Regions from separate parts of the Mus musculus genome. Here region 2 is linked to region 1. A link is a loop called in an ENCODE intact Hi-C map of the cell type or tissue named here. Cell type or tissue: left cerebral cortex. All regions are shown on one strand. Each heading gives the region's core, and the rest is flanking DNA. Links, peaks and the distances in the headings are about the cores only.

Region 1 (10,872 bases), core at 3,157-8,156:
TCAGGAAGGGATGCCTCAGCACGGGCCCACAGAGGCACCCCCTTCCCCACATCACAAAACATAGACTCTCTCTCTCTCTCTCTCTCTCTCTCTCTCTCTCTCTTGAGACAGGGTTTCTCTGTGTAGCCCTGGCTGTCCTGGAACTCACTCTGTAGACCAGGCTGGCCTTGAACTTAGAAATCCACCTGCCTCTGCCTCCTGAGTGCTGGGATTAAAGGCAAGCGCCACCACTGCCCGGCTCTCCTTATCTTTTAATAAACACAACAGAAATCAACTACTGTTATCCTGCTAAATGAACTTAACAATTAAATGACGCCTAATGACTTGGTTCTATACACATGGGTCACATCAGAGAAGGCACTTCTTTCAGTAGACCCACACTGGAGAATGCAGAAAACAAGAGCCCTCAGAATGCTCAGTCCTAAGTGGGCTGATTCGTCACGTTCCCTCTGCCCAAGGCTGAGGGATCTAGGTGCAAGACGCCACTGAAAGAGTTGCAAGAACCAGGGGTAACAGTTAGCTTCCAGGAAATAGCACTATAGCTACAACAGGGCAGATGCACACATAAACTAACATAGAGTGTGACAGTGCCCAAGACCTGGACATGCTCAAGCCAGGCAAAATTTAAAAAAAGAGGAAGGGAGGCAGGCACCAGTCCCACCCCCAGGTAAGGAGCTCTTGGCATTTAATTGTGGCAGAGAGAGGAACATCAGTTTCCTTCAGTATTGTTGAAATTATTAATCCCAAACCAGGGTTTCTACCCCGCCCATGATCATTCAGTTCCCAGATAAAAGACACACGCACCCTTTATATTTACAATAAGCCTTAAACAGCACAAGAGCTGGGCAGGTATCTATCTTGTATGCTATTAGAATCTACTTTCCTATCGGTAACCTTGAGTTATTGCTTACAGTGGTTCATCTGGGCTGCTCTTAACTCCAATTGGTTAGCCCTCAGGGCCACATTCATATGGCTCAGCTAACCTATGGCAGCTTCTCCTTCCTTCCTTCCCCTTCTCCTCACCTCAGGGGTTCTCCTCTGACCCCAAGCTGGGAATTCTAAACCCCACCTATAATTTCTTCAGCCCAACTATTGGCTGTTGGCATCTTTACTTACCAATCAGAAATAATTTGAAGGCAGGGTCACATAGATCTATGTGCAGGGTCACATAGGATCTATGTGCAGGGTCACTTGGGTCACATGCAGACTCCTGTTCTTGCAGGTTCACACTTAGCACTACACTAGACAACAAGACCAAACCCCAACACTATCTGATGTTTTGTTTTGTGGTTTTGATTTGTTTGAGAGAGAGAGAAAGAGAGAAAACAAATATAAAATTTATAAAATTTGAGAGGTGCTGGGGTAAGGTGAATTCCCATTTAAAAATATATTCTTGGGCTGGAGAGATTGGCTCAGCAGTTAAGAGCACTGACTGTTCTTCCAGAGGTCCTGAGTTCAATTCCCAGCAACCACATGGTGGCTCACAACCTTCTATAATGGAATCCACCCCCCCCTCTTCTGGTGTATCTGAAGACAGCAACAGTGTACTCACATAAATAAAATAAATAAATCTTTAAAAAATATATATATATCGAAAAAATTTTTAAAAAGCCGGGCATGGTGGCGCACACCTTTAGTCCCACACTTGGGAGGCAGAGGCAGGTGGATTTCTGAGTTCAAGGCCAGCCTGGTCTACAGAGTGAGTTCCAGGACAGCCTGAGCTATACAGAGAAACCCTATTTCAAAAAAACAAAAAAAAAAATAAATAAATAAAATAAATATATATAATGTGTGTGTGTATAAATATACATATATACACATATGTATATATATGTTCTTAAAGAAAATCAACAAATAAAAATACAAAATACACCAAAGTACAAACAAAAAACAAGAAAACCAATATGTGTGTGTCTGAGTGTGTATACATGTGTGCACATATACACACAACTATATTTATAACCCTATGTACACAGGCCATCAGAAAGATTAAGATGAGTTTCAATAGAAGTGAGAAGCTACACAGAGGATCAAACCCAGATTTTCCAACTGAGACTCGTTTGCATATCTGTGGACAGGAGCCAGTTCTGCTAGCATCAGTATTAAGCAATTGTGAAACACCAAAAACAGCACAAGATGGGGGTGGCAAGGAAGAGAATGCTAGGACCAGATCAGTCAGGGGTTTCTTCTTCTTCTTCTTCTTCTTCTTCTTCTTCTTCTTCTTCTTCTTCTTCTTCTTCTTCTTCTTCTTCTTCTTCTTCTTCTTCTTCTTCTGCAACAGGGTGTCACTAAGTAGCCCTGGCTATCCCCGTACTCATGATGTAGACCAGGCTGGCCTTAAACTCACAGAGATCTGCCTGCCTCTGCCTCTGCCTCTGCCTCTGCCTCTGCCTCTGCCTCTGCCTCTGCCTCTGCCTCTGCCTCTGCCTCTGCCTCTGCCTCTGCCTCTGCCTCTGCCTCTGCCTCTGCCTCTGCCTCTGCCTCTGCCTCTGCCTCTGCCTCTGCCTCTGCCTCCTCTGCCTCTGCCTCTGCCTCTTCTGCCTCTGCCTCTGCCTCTTCTGCCTCTGCCTCTGCCTCTGCCTCTGCCTCTGCCTCTGCCTCTGCCTCTGCCTCTGCCTCTGCCTCTGCCTCTGCCTCTGCCTCTGCCTCTGCCTCTGCCTCTGCCTCTGCCTCTGCCTCTGCCTCTGCCTCTGCCTCTGCCTCGAGTGCTGGGATTAAAGGCATGCACTACCAGGACCAGGCTAGTTAATACTTTTTTTTAAAGCATATATGAGCACAAGGATGCCATAGTAGATGACTACGTGTTAGCATGAGTGTTAACAATGGAAATCTAGTCTTCAGGAAGAGAACCAAGAACTCTTAAGTGCTCTCTAGCCCAGCCTTGAACTTCTGACCCTCTTGCTTCCCGTCTCTCAGCTGCTGAAAGCACAGGGCATACTGATGCACCTGGCTTATACAGTGCTGGGATTTGAACCCCAGGGCTTTCGGCCTGCTAGGCAAGGATTGTGCCAACTAAAGTACATCCTCAGACCCCTGACTAGGGCGGTGCTTGAGAGGAAGACCTCAGGTCTCGGAGAAAGATTCTCCCAGTTGCTCAGTGGCACTTACCGTACCTAAGAGCTCATGATATAAAATACAAATTTGAGTTCTAGTGCCAAGCGTCCAGCTGAAAACCAAAACCACTGTGTAAGCACGCAAAGGAGGTTTGCATTCTGCAAACTGGTTTCATGTGGGATGAAACTGGTGAGTGGGCGTGGTCACGCGGCCTTAGACTAGAGGCTAATCTCAGAATGGGTGGGGCATCACAGAATTCCTGGCAGTGGAATCCCCCCCTGAGAGTGAAGAAGGGGGATGGGGGGAGAAGAGTTGAGGGGACACACGACTCAGCAGTTACTGCCAGATATGTTGCTCAGGGTAAAAGAAGGCTGCTTCTATGGTGGCCTCTCATTGGCTGAACACAGACCTAGAAAGTAGGGAACAGGAAGCTGGCACAGCAGTTTGTACAGCACCCTCTTCTGGGCAAAGCGCAGGAGGAAAAGGTGAGAAATAAAAGCTTGACGACGTTGGCATCTTGGGCACCTAGCACCAGACAGGTACTCCATGTCATAGCATCTGTATCTAACAGCCACCAATTGTCACATGCACAACTATCTTAGATACCATTACAATGCTACCAAGTGGGCTGAGGAGATGGCTCAGCAGTTAAGAGCACTGGCTATTCTTCCAGAGGACCTGGGTTCAATTCCCAGCACCCACATGGCAGCTCACACCTGTCTGTGATTCCAGTTCCAGGGGATCTGACACCCTCATACAGACATACATGCAGGCAAAACACCATGAAATAAAACAAATTTTAAAAAATGTTAACAAGTGCGGGGCAGTGGTGGCGCACGCCTTTAATCCCAGCACTTGGGAGGCAGAGGCAGGTGGATTTCTGAGTTCGAGGCCAGCCTGGTCTACAAAGTGAGTTCCAGGACAGCCAGGGCTATACATAGAAACCCTGTCTTGAAACAAACAAACAAACAAACAAACAAAAAATGTTAACAAGTAAACTGACTGATGTTAACAATTCATTGCTATGCACTTTGATGTTTTATTTTAATGAGTAGATGTATATTCATATGTGTGTGTATATGTAGTGTGGTGTGTGGATGTGTGTGTGTGTTGTATGTGGTGTGTGTGGATGCGTGTATGTGTTTGTGTGTGGATGCGTGTGTGTGTGTGTGTGTGTATGTGGTGTGTGTGCCTGTGCATACATGTGTGTGCACAGGCAGGGGGCCGCATTGAATGTCACGCCTTTGACACACACAAGATCTATTTATTAGCCTGGATCTCGACAGTTAGCATAGGCCAGCTGTTCAGTGAACCCCGCGGATCTCCAGTTCCGCAGCAGCACAGGGATTGTAAACACGCACACCACATCTGGCTCCGAATATTTGTTTGTTTGTCTTGTTTATTGTATTTTTATATGGTTGGGAGGGCCATGGCAGACATGTGGAGGTCAGAGGACAACTCTGTGGAGTTGTCTCTCCTCCTACCTTCATCTGCGTTCTGAGAGCCGAACTCTCAGGCTGCTAGGTCGTGGGGCTGGTCCTCTGCTCACTAAGCCATCTCAATGGTCTCCATGCCTGGCTTTGGACATAGATCCTAGCAATCTAATTCAGGTCTTCGTGCTTACCAACTGGGCCATGCTCCAAGCTCTGTATCATGGTGTGCTTTTTCTTTTTCTTTCTGGTTTTTTGTTTGTTTTTTAAACATAAGTCTTACTGTGTAGCCTTGGGTGACCTTAAACTCAGCAATCCTTCTGTTTCAGCTGTCTAAGTGCTGAAACTACAGGCATATAATGCACACACACACACACACACACACACCACACACATACACACCCACACCCACACACACACCCACACACACCACATACACACACACACCACATACACACACACACACACACACCACACCCACACACACATACACACACACACACACCACACACACACACACACACACACACACACGAACACTCATCCACACACCCACACACATATATACAGGGTTTCAGGGTTTCTCTGTGTAGCTCTGGCTATCCTGGAACTTGCTCTGTAGATCAGGCTGGCCTCAAACTTAGAAATCCACCTGCCTCTGCCTCCTGAGTGTTGGGATTAAAGGTGCATATCACCCACCATGCTTAGCGAAATGTACATCTTTGCTGTGTGGGGTTTTTTTTTCCAGTCTGTAGATTAAACCCAGAGCCTTGTACGTTCAACACAAATGCCCTACGCTTACAGGCCAACAGCTTTGAACTTTGTAGACTAGGTTGGCCTAAAACTCAGACATTGGCCTGCCTCTGTCTCCCAAGTGTTGGGATTAGGGCTGGGCCTGTAACTCAAGGCAGAGCTCTTCTGTAGCATTCACAAAACCCTGGGTTCAATTCCCGGCACCAAAGGAAAGTTCCGGGAGGGGGGCCATATTTGGGTAGCTTAGTTCATGAAGGTGATGTTAAAAGCAAAAACGCAATGGTCTTTCTACCAGGCCCTTTCTGAGCTCCGAAAGTGTCCCAGTGCTATTCCTGTTTCACAAGTGGGACTTGGGCTGAGTATGCAGATGAAGGGATTTCCCCAAACTAAAAACAAGGAAGCAAAATTTAGACAAGGACCCGTGTGGTTAAAACCAGAAATCCTGAGACCGGATGGGAAAATCCCCGTTATAGAACACGTAGAAGGTGAAATATGCAAAAAGGAGCATATGGGAACAGTCGTCAGCCTGATGAAATAAATTCAAACAGTAATTAATATGACCTTTGCACGAGTAATTCCTATTTAGGGAATCGGAATGAAATAAAACCCTATGTCTCATTCAGCCACCATCTCTACGCCGTGGGGTGACTTATGCATCAGGCTAGTTAGTGGTTAGTCGGGACACTAGGATGTAGCCCAGACACTGGGGCAAGGCTGCCCACATCATTAATAGAGAGTCACCTGTGACTCAAGAACCTCTGCGCCAGTCCAGTCCACGCCCCACTGCGCAGGGACAGCCTGAGCCGCTGGCTCCCCCTTTGCCAATGGATAGCCAGCGCCCCCTACCGTCCGGCCGCCTCTACGCAACTCGGTCCCGTTTCCCCACCCCACACCCCTTCCCCCGGGCTCCACGCATGGGCGCATGCTCCTCCCTTTTTGGGCCCCGCCCACCCCGGCACGGTGGCGTCTCGCGACATCCTCCTAGCGGCTGGCCGGGGATATCGCGATAAAGGCTCATTGTCTCGCGCGAGCGCGCCCCAGCAGCGAATTTCGGGGCAGCCGTGGCCGGGAAGAGGAGTTGCATGTGTCGCTTCAGCTGGCGGGAGCGGAGGCGGCGGGGGCCGTGCGACCGGCTGGGTAATGAGCGCTCTCATTCGCGCTGCTGCGGCGGCCTCCCCGGGAGCTGGCGGCGCTGCCGAGGCGGCCCAGGCGCTGCCTAAAGCAGGAAGGGGGCCGGGCCGGGCGTCTCCACGCCCGCCCACATGGGGGCCTCCTGTGGAGTCCCCGGGATGTCCCCCTTAGCCCAGCCTTCCAGCGGGCTACCTGTCCTTTTCCCCAGGCCTGGCCCGATTTCCCCTCCCCAGGCTGTGGCATTGCCGTCCTTGTCCCTGGCTTGGTCTCTTTTCGGGATTTTGCTGTCGCCGCACCTTGCATTCTGGGCACCTCGAGTGACTTCGTCCCTGTCGTGCCAAGGTGTCCATAGCCTTTTAACTGCAGGCTGCATCCCTCCCATAGCAACCTCAGACCTGCCCCGTCTCTGTTGAAGCCACCAGCCCAACTCTGTCCCCCTTACTGCTTCCTCTTTTCCTCTGGTGTCCCTTTTTGCCCCTGCCCCAACACAGCCTTCATGGCCCCATTTAATTCTCGCTTCCCTGTAAACCCGTGGATGCAGGTAGATGAGGCTCCAGTTGATCATCAGTGACTCTAATGAGACTTCGTGTCCTTCTTTTAATAGACTCAAAACAGCTTTGGTGTTTGGGGGATACACAGTGGAAGCTAAGACTGCACCCCACCCCCAAGGCTGCTTATTTGGGGGGCGGGGGTCGAGCTTCTCAGATAGTGAAGTCGTGTGTGTCATTCTTGTTTCCAGGTTTGTGAGATGGCTACTGACATTTCTGAATCCAGCGGGGCGGATTGCAAAGGCGATACGAAGAACAGTGCCAAGTTAGATGCGGATTACCCTCTTCGAGTCCTTTATTGTGGAGGTAAGTGTTGGAACGACTGGCTCGCTGGTTTTTATACCTGATATTGATAGTTTCACATTTGGTCGTGTTCGCTCCCCCAACTGTCTTGGTTGTTGGGTGGATTCTTAGTTGAAGAGGGGGGGAGCCTAGTGAGGACCCATGGGTTGGTAGATGACTCCTTCTTTTCCAGGGTCACTTGGGTCTTGCGTCCTGGCCTGGAGGAGTTTCCTGGCCAATTGAAGTAGAGAGATACCAGGAGCCTGATCCCAGCCTGACTGGTGTTCCTTTGTAAGGAAAGCTTGTTGGAAGCTAAGGAGCCTTGGGGATAGTGAAGGATGGAAGAGCTAAGGTACAGAATCCTAAAGGAAATGAAGCAGGGCCTGGAGCTGTTGCTTGGTGGCACAGCACTTGTCCAGACAGTTCAAAGCCTCTACATTCAGTCCCAGTACTGGAGTGAGGAGGGGTCTGGGGGGAGCTTGATGTCTGACTAGAATCTTGAGTGGGTTTATTCTCCCCCACTACATCTTAATTTCATTTGTGCTTGTGTGTACTCATGCCACATCCATGTGTGGCTGTCGAGGACCTCGCGTGGGCCTTGGTTCTGTACACTGTGTGGATCCCGTGGCCCTCAGGCTTGGCATCAGGTGCCCCATATGCTCCTTGAGCAATGTTAAATTCTTACAGCACAGGGAGGGTGTTGGTTAAGGAGTAGACGGAGAAGATGAGGTCGGAGTGATGTGTAGTCCGACAGTCTGGGGAAAGTCCGGCTTGAATAATATGATGGGGTTTTGTGTGTGTATGTGTTTGTGTGTGCATGTGATAGCAGAGGTTAGTGTTGGATGACTCCCTGACTCACTCCGGTGTGTCAGTTCTTGGGAGAGGTCTCTCACTGCATCTGGCACGCACTAATGAGCTGGACCAGCAGGCTAACAGGCACTATGGATTCTTGGCCTCCCCAGGGTCGGGACTGAGGGCCTGTGGCTCGGCCTCCCCAGGTTTTACATGGATACTGAGGTTGCTGGGGATCCTGACTCAGTCTTTAGCCTTGCGTGGCAAGTCCTTCATTGAATAAGACTAAAGCATCTCCAGACAAAACCTTTTTATGCTGCCCTGGCTATCCTGGAACTCCTTCTGTAGACCCGGCTGGCCTCAAACTCAGAGATCCACCTGTCTCTGCCTCCCAAGTGCTGGGATTAAAGGCGTGCGCCACCACTGCTTGGCCCTGCTAGACTTTTTAATAAAATGAAGTTGGAGTTTAGTGAGAAACAGGCTCCACCTCCCTCCACCTCCCACCCCCGTCACCAAGGGAAAGGGGGTTTATGTAAATACCTGAGTGTATATGTGTGTGCCACGTGTGTGCAGGAACCTGTGAGGGGTTAGAAGAGGGCATTGGATCCCTTGAAACTCAAGTTACAGGCAGTACTGAGCCACCTAGTGGGTGCTAGGAATCAAACCTGGGTCTTCTGTAAGAATGTAAAGCCTCTTTAAGCACTTGAGCCATCTCTTTAACCTCCACCCTTTGTTCTTTTTTTCCCCCCTTCTTGTAAACAAGCTTGGTTAACTTTATTGTAGAGAACCTGTGTGATAGCCATGGTTAAATCCTGGGTCCTCTGCCTGAAGATTCTGGTTTGAGTTTTCACAAGACAGTCTGTAAACTCCTAATAAGGAGATTTGAATGAACACGGTCTCTTTCCAGAGGTCAGGTAGCTGTAGAATCAAAGCTGGCCTTGAAGTTGATGAGGTGGCTGTATAGTCCGGACTGAAGTACAGTGGTCATTATCAGTGCTTCTCATTGGCACCAGCTTCCTGGACATAGGAGCCAAGATGGTGCCGATTGCCTTTTTAGTGGCAATGAGATGAAGCAGCACAAGGCTACAGCAGCCTGCCACTTCATATGGGTGTGCAGCTCTTGTGCCCTTAGTAACCTCTCTCCGTAAGGATGGTGGGAATCTTGGCCAAGATAACAGCTCCTTGGATGGCAATGGCTACCCTTGGAGCACTTAACTTTCAGACCAGTGTGACTGCTGTAGTCCCCAGGAGCAGGAGTAGTCCCTTGAATCTGGTCTGCTGGGCAGTATGAGTGTGCTTTTGCCTCAGCACTTATCCTTAAGGGATGTCCCCAGGAGAAAGCCAATATTCTGATTCCTTAAAGGGTGGGCAGAAGAGATCTCTAGAGGCTTGGTTCTCGTGTCTGTAGCACCAAGTGGCTCAGCTTGCTGTTGAGGATCCTCTCCTTGCCTTTGGTCTTCACTCCATGAATAAAATACTCCCGTGGCCTCAGCCCTGGCTCCTATCATGACTCTAGAGACTTCTGCCACGGCCTCTGAGGAAGTTATAGTGGCCTCCCAAGCATGGGCCCCTGAGCCTCTGGCTCCTCCAATGCATCAGCATCATCTCCCCTTAGGTGTTTTCCCATGGAAGATGCAAGAAACAGTAAGCACAGGCTTTAAGGGAGCTAGTGGGAGGTGCTTAGGAACAGGAAAGAACACAGCTAAGACATGTTTGCCGGCTTCCTAAGAGAAGCCATCAGGGTGGCTCAGCAGGTACGCATGACCACCACATTCGTTCTCTAAATTTGGTGTAAAGGAACACATATTGTACTCCCTGCATTCATGAAGCTTAGGCAGGAAGATCTCAGAGTTCCGGGCCAGCCTGGGCTATGTAGATAGACTCTGTCTCAAAACTCCTGAAAGGAAGAAAAGGGGCAGAGGTAGAAAGGAAGAAATTACATAGAATGGATTTGAGTTTTGTTATATTGATTGTGAGAAGTGATGGGCCAGAGTATGCTTTCTGACTTAAATACTTCCTAGGTATGTGGCCCTAGGCAAGTTCCCTGATTTCTGTAAGATTTAGAGATCTGTTTCTTAAGGTTTGTAAGATGAGAAGAAAAGAGGACATATTAAGGCAGATGAGCCCGGCATGGTGGCAGATGTCTCATCCCAGCATTCAGGAGACAAAAGCAAGCTGGCCTGGTCTACAAGCAAGTTCCAAGCCAGCCAAAGCTACATAGTAAGACCTAGTTTCAAAAACAAGAAACAAAACCAAAAAAAAAAAAAAAAAAAAAAAATCTTAAGACGATTTATATAAATTCTGTGGCACAGTTAACTTAAGAATAAAATACTAATTAAATATAACGTTTTTCAGACTGGGTCTCTCTGTATCCCCCAGTGGCCTGGAACTCACTGTATAGATCAAGACTGGCATTGAAGTCAGAGTTCCTCCTGACTCTGCTTCTGCCTCTGCCTCTACTCTTAGCTAGCTTGCTTGCTTGTTTGCTTGCTTGCTTCCTTCCTTTCTTTTTTTCTTTGAAGATTTTCTTATTTTATGTATGGTGAGTACACTGTCACTGTCTTCAGACACACCAGAAGATCCCATAACAGATGGTTGTGAGCCACCATGTGGGTGCTGGGAATTGAACTCAGAACCTCTGAAAGAGCAGCCAGTGTTCTTAACCACTGAGCCATCTCTCCAACCCGTAATTTTTTTTCTTTGTTTTTTTTTTTTTTTTTTCAAGTCAGGGTTTCTCTGTGTAGCCCTTGCTCTTTTGCAACTTTAGCTGTAGACCAGGCTAGCCTCAACTCAGAGATCCCTAGGGTTAGAGTAGGAATTAAAGGCACATACCACCATTCCTAGCTTCAGTATAGTTCTCTAAGCTTGTTTACCAAATGCAG
Region 2 (5,000 bases), core at 1-5,000, 220 kb before region 1:
GGTTTCTGTGAGTTCAAGGCCAGCCTGGTGTACAGAGTAAATTCCAGGACAATAAAAGCCACACAAAGAGACCCAGTCTTGAAAAACCAAAACTAAAAGAAAAATTAAAAATACTAGTTTTTAGAATGTATTAAATTTCTTAAAGACAAGAACCAGGTTGGCTTATTTTCGTGCTCAGCAATGACTGAAAGAGCTGAGAATAGCAAAATCCTCATGTTCAGAGATACTACCAAAGTTCCCACCCAGGTTCAATGTTTACCTCTCTAATCCAGGCCTAGGAGGAAGCCTAACCACTTCCTCTGAACCTCAGCAAGAGTCCCAGGCTCTCAGCTGAGCAATCACCCACTTCCTTGGCTTTCATAACGTCCAGCCTTGCCTTTTACCATTGATTCACTGCCCTAACAAACTAACTTAGCAGACTGAGGTACAGTTCTTGACAACATCTCGTATTGGCTGTGACTCTGACCTTTCAGTGCCCTCCCTGTAAAATGACGATGACAGCAACCTCCCTAGGTTGGATGGATTACATGAGATAAAAACAAAAACAAAACTCTGCACTTGCCCAGAGCACGGTCAGAAGGAGCCCTCCATAAACCCTAATTGTTATTATTTCAAGAGGAAGAAATGCCCCAAGGCTGAGGAGCAACAGTCCTGAGGATACTTGCAAAAGAGCATCATTACGCCTAGAAGCCAAACGCGGCTCTCCTAACTGGGAGCCACAATTAGGAATAATAATCATAAAATCCTAGCATGAGAATCACCAAAGCACCACCGCATAAATACTAACAGAGCCCCAAGCAGACAGACAGACACAGTCCTGGGCCTAGAAGAGGCTAGACTGCCGACTCACACCAAAATGAAAAAAAACAAAAACAAAAACAAAAAAAAAACCAAGGAAATGACAGAAACATATCCACTGTCTTAATAAATAAATAAGTAAATAAATAGAAACAGTAGTTGGCAAGTTTTTGCTAAAAAATGGGTATGCACGTGGATTCCAGACTTAACGAGTCATTTCTTCATACCAGAGAGGTGGGGCTGGGCAGGGAGGAAGGGGGTGGTGTGCGGTTTCTGCCAGATGGGAAAAGCCACATGAAGCGGAGAGACTACGGGATGTCAGGGCAGGACTCCAGACTCAGAAAAAAATAAAAATAAATAAAAATTAAATAAATTAATCCGATATTCTGTTGTTCTCTCCCCAATAACGCAACACCTCCAGGTTCGAGACAAACCACAAGGCTCTCTGCTTTTAAAATAGTCACCCCATCCCCACCCCCAACCCCGAACAAGTGTCATCTGTCTTCCGCGCCAACCCCCGACCGCGCTGGCAGGTTCGGGTTACCGGGCAGCGGTGATTTCAGAGATCTGGCACCCTGTTTCGCCCTTCTACCTTCACAGAGAATCACGCTCCAGGGGTCTGAAGGAAAACAAAAGCCCGGGGCCGAACAGCCAGGGACCGGGAACCGGGGCCCGAGCCGGGCCGGGCTGAGCCCGAGCGCCACGGGGCAAGGGCGCCCTCCATGCCGGCTCGCGGCCGGCCACCCGGCGTCCCGGGCCTGCCCGAGGAAAGCTCGCCCAGATGGCGAGCGGCGGGAGGCGTCCAGGGCAACAGGTCGAACCGGACCCGCGGCCTCTGGGAGCGACGGAGCCGTCCCCGGAACCTCCCCCTCCAAGAGCTGGGGAAGAGGACGCGGGCTCCTCCGAGAACGGCTCCCGAGGCGGCGCAGGGACAAGGAGTCCACGCTCCATCTTGAGGCGGCGGGAGGAAGGCAGGCAAGGCCCCGGGCCGCGGCTGCCAGGGCCCGGACGCGCGCGGCTCGCACGCAGCCAGCCTTCCCCGCAGCCACGCTCTCCCCGCGCCCGCCACCCTCCCGGGTGCGTCCGCGGCTCCTCGGCCGCCGTCCCGGTGCGTGGCGGGAGCTTGAGACGAGCCTTCCCTCCCGGCGTTTCCCTCCCGGATCCCCGGGCGGCGGGAAGGAGCGGAGGGAGAACGGGTGGGACGGCGAGGAAGGAGAGATGGAGATGGGGCCCGCGCTTCGCTCACCGCCTGGGACGCCGCTGGTCGCCGTCACCTGCCTCCCAGCAGCAGCAGCAGCAGCCGCCGCGGCCGCCGCCTCCCGCCTCCCCGGCTCTTCGGCTCGGGGCGGGGAAGAGAACGTGACGCGCTGCCGCCGCCGCCGCGGGGCCGGGAGAAGACGCCGCGCCGCCCCTCCCCGTGCCCGGGCCGCTGCCGCCCGCGAGCTCCCCTGCCGCCCCTTTGTCTGCCTGCTCCCCTTGCGAGCCCCTAAATCCTCCACGATAAGGAGCAAGATGCCGGGGGACGGACCGAAGGGCCTGCAGACGCGGGTGCCTTGGCATTTCAGGCTTCTCCCTGTTTCCTAGCCAAGTGTGCCCAGAATATGCAAGTCACCCCGGATGGCTACCCGTAGACTGGACCAACCGCAGCCTGCCGTTTGGGGATGGGATGGGGTGCGGTTGGAGAGTGGGGGAGCTGATTGATTTCATTGACCTCCCTTTCCCGCCTAGAGCAGGGTGATAAATCCGTTGCCCCAAGTTGGAAGGGAGATGCCCATAGGCAAGCTCAGCTTGGGATGAACGGTCTCTGCTCTCCAGGAAATCACTGAGGGGTTAAAAAAAAAAAATCCTTTGAGATGAGCCCAGGGCTGCAGCCCAGTTAGTTTAAGAAAAGCGTCTTTTATTCGCCCCAGTCGTTTGGACAGAAGCCCAGGTTAATGTCCCGTTCGGGCTCCTCCCCAAGCAGGGATCCCCTTGTCAAGCTTTTGAAAGGGACTGGAGAGGACGCTGCAACAGCCGGCTCAGGGCTGCGCTAGCAGAGGGCGGCCAGCATTTCGCTCCCATGGACCATGGCAACCCCAGAAGTTTTGCAGCTCCCGGCAGAAATCTGCAGCTGTTGGAAGCCCAGGTTTCTGCAGTGACTCAGTATTGATGGAGAAGGGGCCAAGGAGGAAATATTCTGAAGGGCGACCTCCCTTCTTGACCTTTATTTAAAACACCATTGTGTCTGGGCAAACAGGCACCTCAGAGAGCCCAAGAAGGGAACTCCACTGGAAATGCACAAAGTAAATTTCATCTGCAGACCCTCCTGTCCATTTAAGCCTTAAATCACACACACACAAAAATAATCTATTATTCCACCTGAGCCTGATATGTGAGCTCCAAGGTCAAGAGGTGAGAGTACCCTGGGAACCCAGAATTCATTCCTACTTAGGCAAGCAATACTTACCCGCTGATCTGAGTACAATTCAACTCTGTTTTTCCTCTCTTGGTTATTCCAGATGGTTTCTGTGTGTAATAGCCTTGGCTGTCCTGGAACTCTCTTTGTAGACCAGGCTGGCCTCAAACACAGAGATTTGCCTGCCTCTGCCTCCTGAGTTCCAGGACAGCCAGAGCTACACAGAGTATACATAGAACCCTGTCATAAAATTTATAATAACAAATAAATAAAATATTTAATAATAATAATAATAATAATAATAGCAGCCAGGCCTATTGGTGTGCACACTGACAATACTAGCCTTCAGGAGTGGGAGGCAGCTGAATCTCTTGAGGTTAACCTAGCCTGCTCTACATACCATCCAGGGCTATATCCTGGCGATGAGTAAAAATGTATTGGGGTGGCAGCAGCACACGCCTTTAATCCCAGCACTCAGGAGGCAGAAGCAGAGAGAGCTCTGAATATAAGACCAGCCTGGTCTCCAGAACGAATTCCAGGACACCCAGGCCTACACAGAGAAACACTGTCCTGAAAAACCAAGAAAAAAAAAGTGGAAATGATGAGAGAATGACAAACTGCTGTTTAGAATCCCAGGATGAGCTCTCAAAGAGAACCAGCCAATGACCACAAAAGCTCCATTCAGCTAACCAAGAACAGCAGTAGGCACCATCCTGCAAACTACACTCCAGGCCTTCTCAATAGACTAGGGCTCTGAGTACAGACGGCTTTACAATGTGGAGGGTGACCAAAGTCACTTATAAGGTTGCCATCACATATCTAAGATCCTGTGCCTTTTTAAAAATCCAGTAAGGCAGGATATCTGTGAAATTGGTGCTTGATGCAGTAGTTCTGATCAATGAATATCTTTTTGAGTGCACACACACAAAAAGTTGAGACCTCCTTCCACAACATCCAACACAGTGAAGTACATGGGGACACATGTTCACAGCATTCACAGCAGAAGTGGGTTGTTTGTTTGTTTGTTTGTTTGTTTACAGCAGAAGTATTTGATATAGTCAAAAATCGGGAACAGACTGAGAGTGTTAGCCCAGCATCACAGCACTGGGAAGTCAGAGGCAAGTGGATCTCTGAGATCCACATAGGTCTACCTCGTGAGTTCTACACCAGCAAGAGACCCTGTCACATAACAGCTAAGTAAATATACATGTTTTTAACACTTAGTATATTCACAGTACAGTTCCTCAAAATGTTAAACAGAGTTCCCATGTGATCCAGCATTTATACTCAGAGGTATAGTCCCAAGAGAAATTAAAACATGTGTTGCAGGGCTAGAGAAATGGCTCAGAGATTAAGAGCACTGGCTGCTTTTCCAGACTACCCAAGTTCAATTCCCAATACCCACATGGTAGCTCACACCTCTCTGTAACTCCAGTTCCAGAGTTCTGATACCCTCATACACACATACATGCAGGCAAAACAGCAATGAACATAACATTTTTTTTAAATGCTATACAACTGCCAGGGTGTGCCTGGTGGTAAGTGATAGTACACGCCTTTAATCCCAGCACTCAGGAGCCAGAGACAGGGCCAGCCTCAACTACAGATGGAGTTCCAGGACAGCCAGAACTACACAGAAAAACCCTGTCTCAAAAAAAATTATATATATATATGTATATACACACACACATATGGTGTGTGTGTGTGTGTAAAATATATAAAACAAAAACAAAAACCAAGCAAACAAACATCTTGGTAAACTGTTTGTGAGGGCAAGTGTCTGTAAATCCATCCCTTTGAAGGTGAA

Evidence for each region. Peaks named below come from ENCODE experiments on the same cell type or tissue, not always from the same donor. Only the 100,000 strongest peaks of a DNase experiment are listed, where the experiment ranks them.
Region 2: a loop joins it to region 1, with 9 times the contacts of the local background. A loop is called at or near these places in 1 of 42 quality-filtered maps.

The regions. Positions count from the first base shown.
Region 1 is chr5:123,900,993-123,911,864 of GRCm38, forward strand. It overlaps Denr (density-regulated protein), which reads left to right and starts at 6,283. Exons shown (of 8, transcript NM_026603.4): 1 at 6,283-6,374; 2 at 7,108-7,222. The coding sequence starts at 7,117. In left cerebral cortex, for the core only: CTCF peaks have their summits at 3,517 (motif pointing left), 6,076 (motif pointing left) and 6,276; DNase peaks (open chromatin) are centred at 6,185 and 7,112; H3K4me3 peaks cover 2,118 bases; H3K27ac peaks cover 1,303 bases.
Region 2 is chr5:123,682,208-123,687,207 of GRCm38, forward strand. Clip1 (CAP-GLY domain containing linker protein 1) reads right to left here and starts at 2,154. Exons shown (of 24, transcript NM_019765.5): 1 at 2,045-2,154. In left cerebral cortex, for the core only: a CTCF peak has its summit at 2,802; DNase peaks (open chromatin) are centred at 1,142, 1,801, 2,305, 2,624 and 1 more place; H3K4me3 peaks cover 2,934 bases; H3K27ac peaks cover 3,028 bases.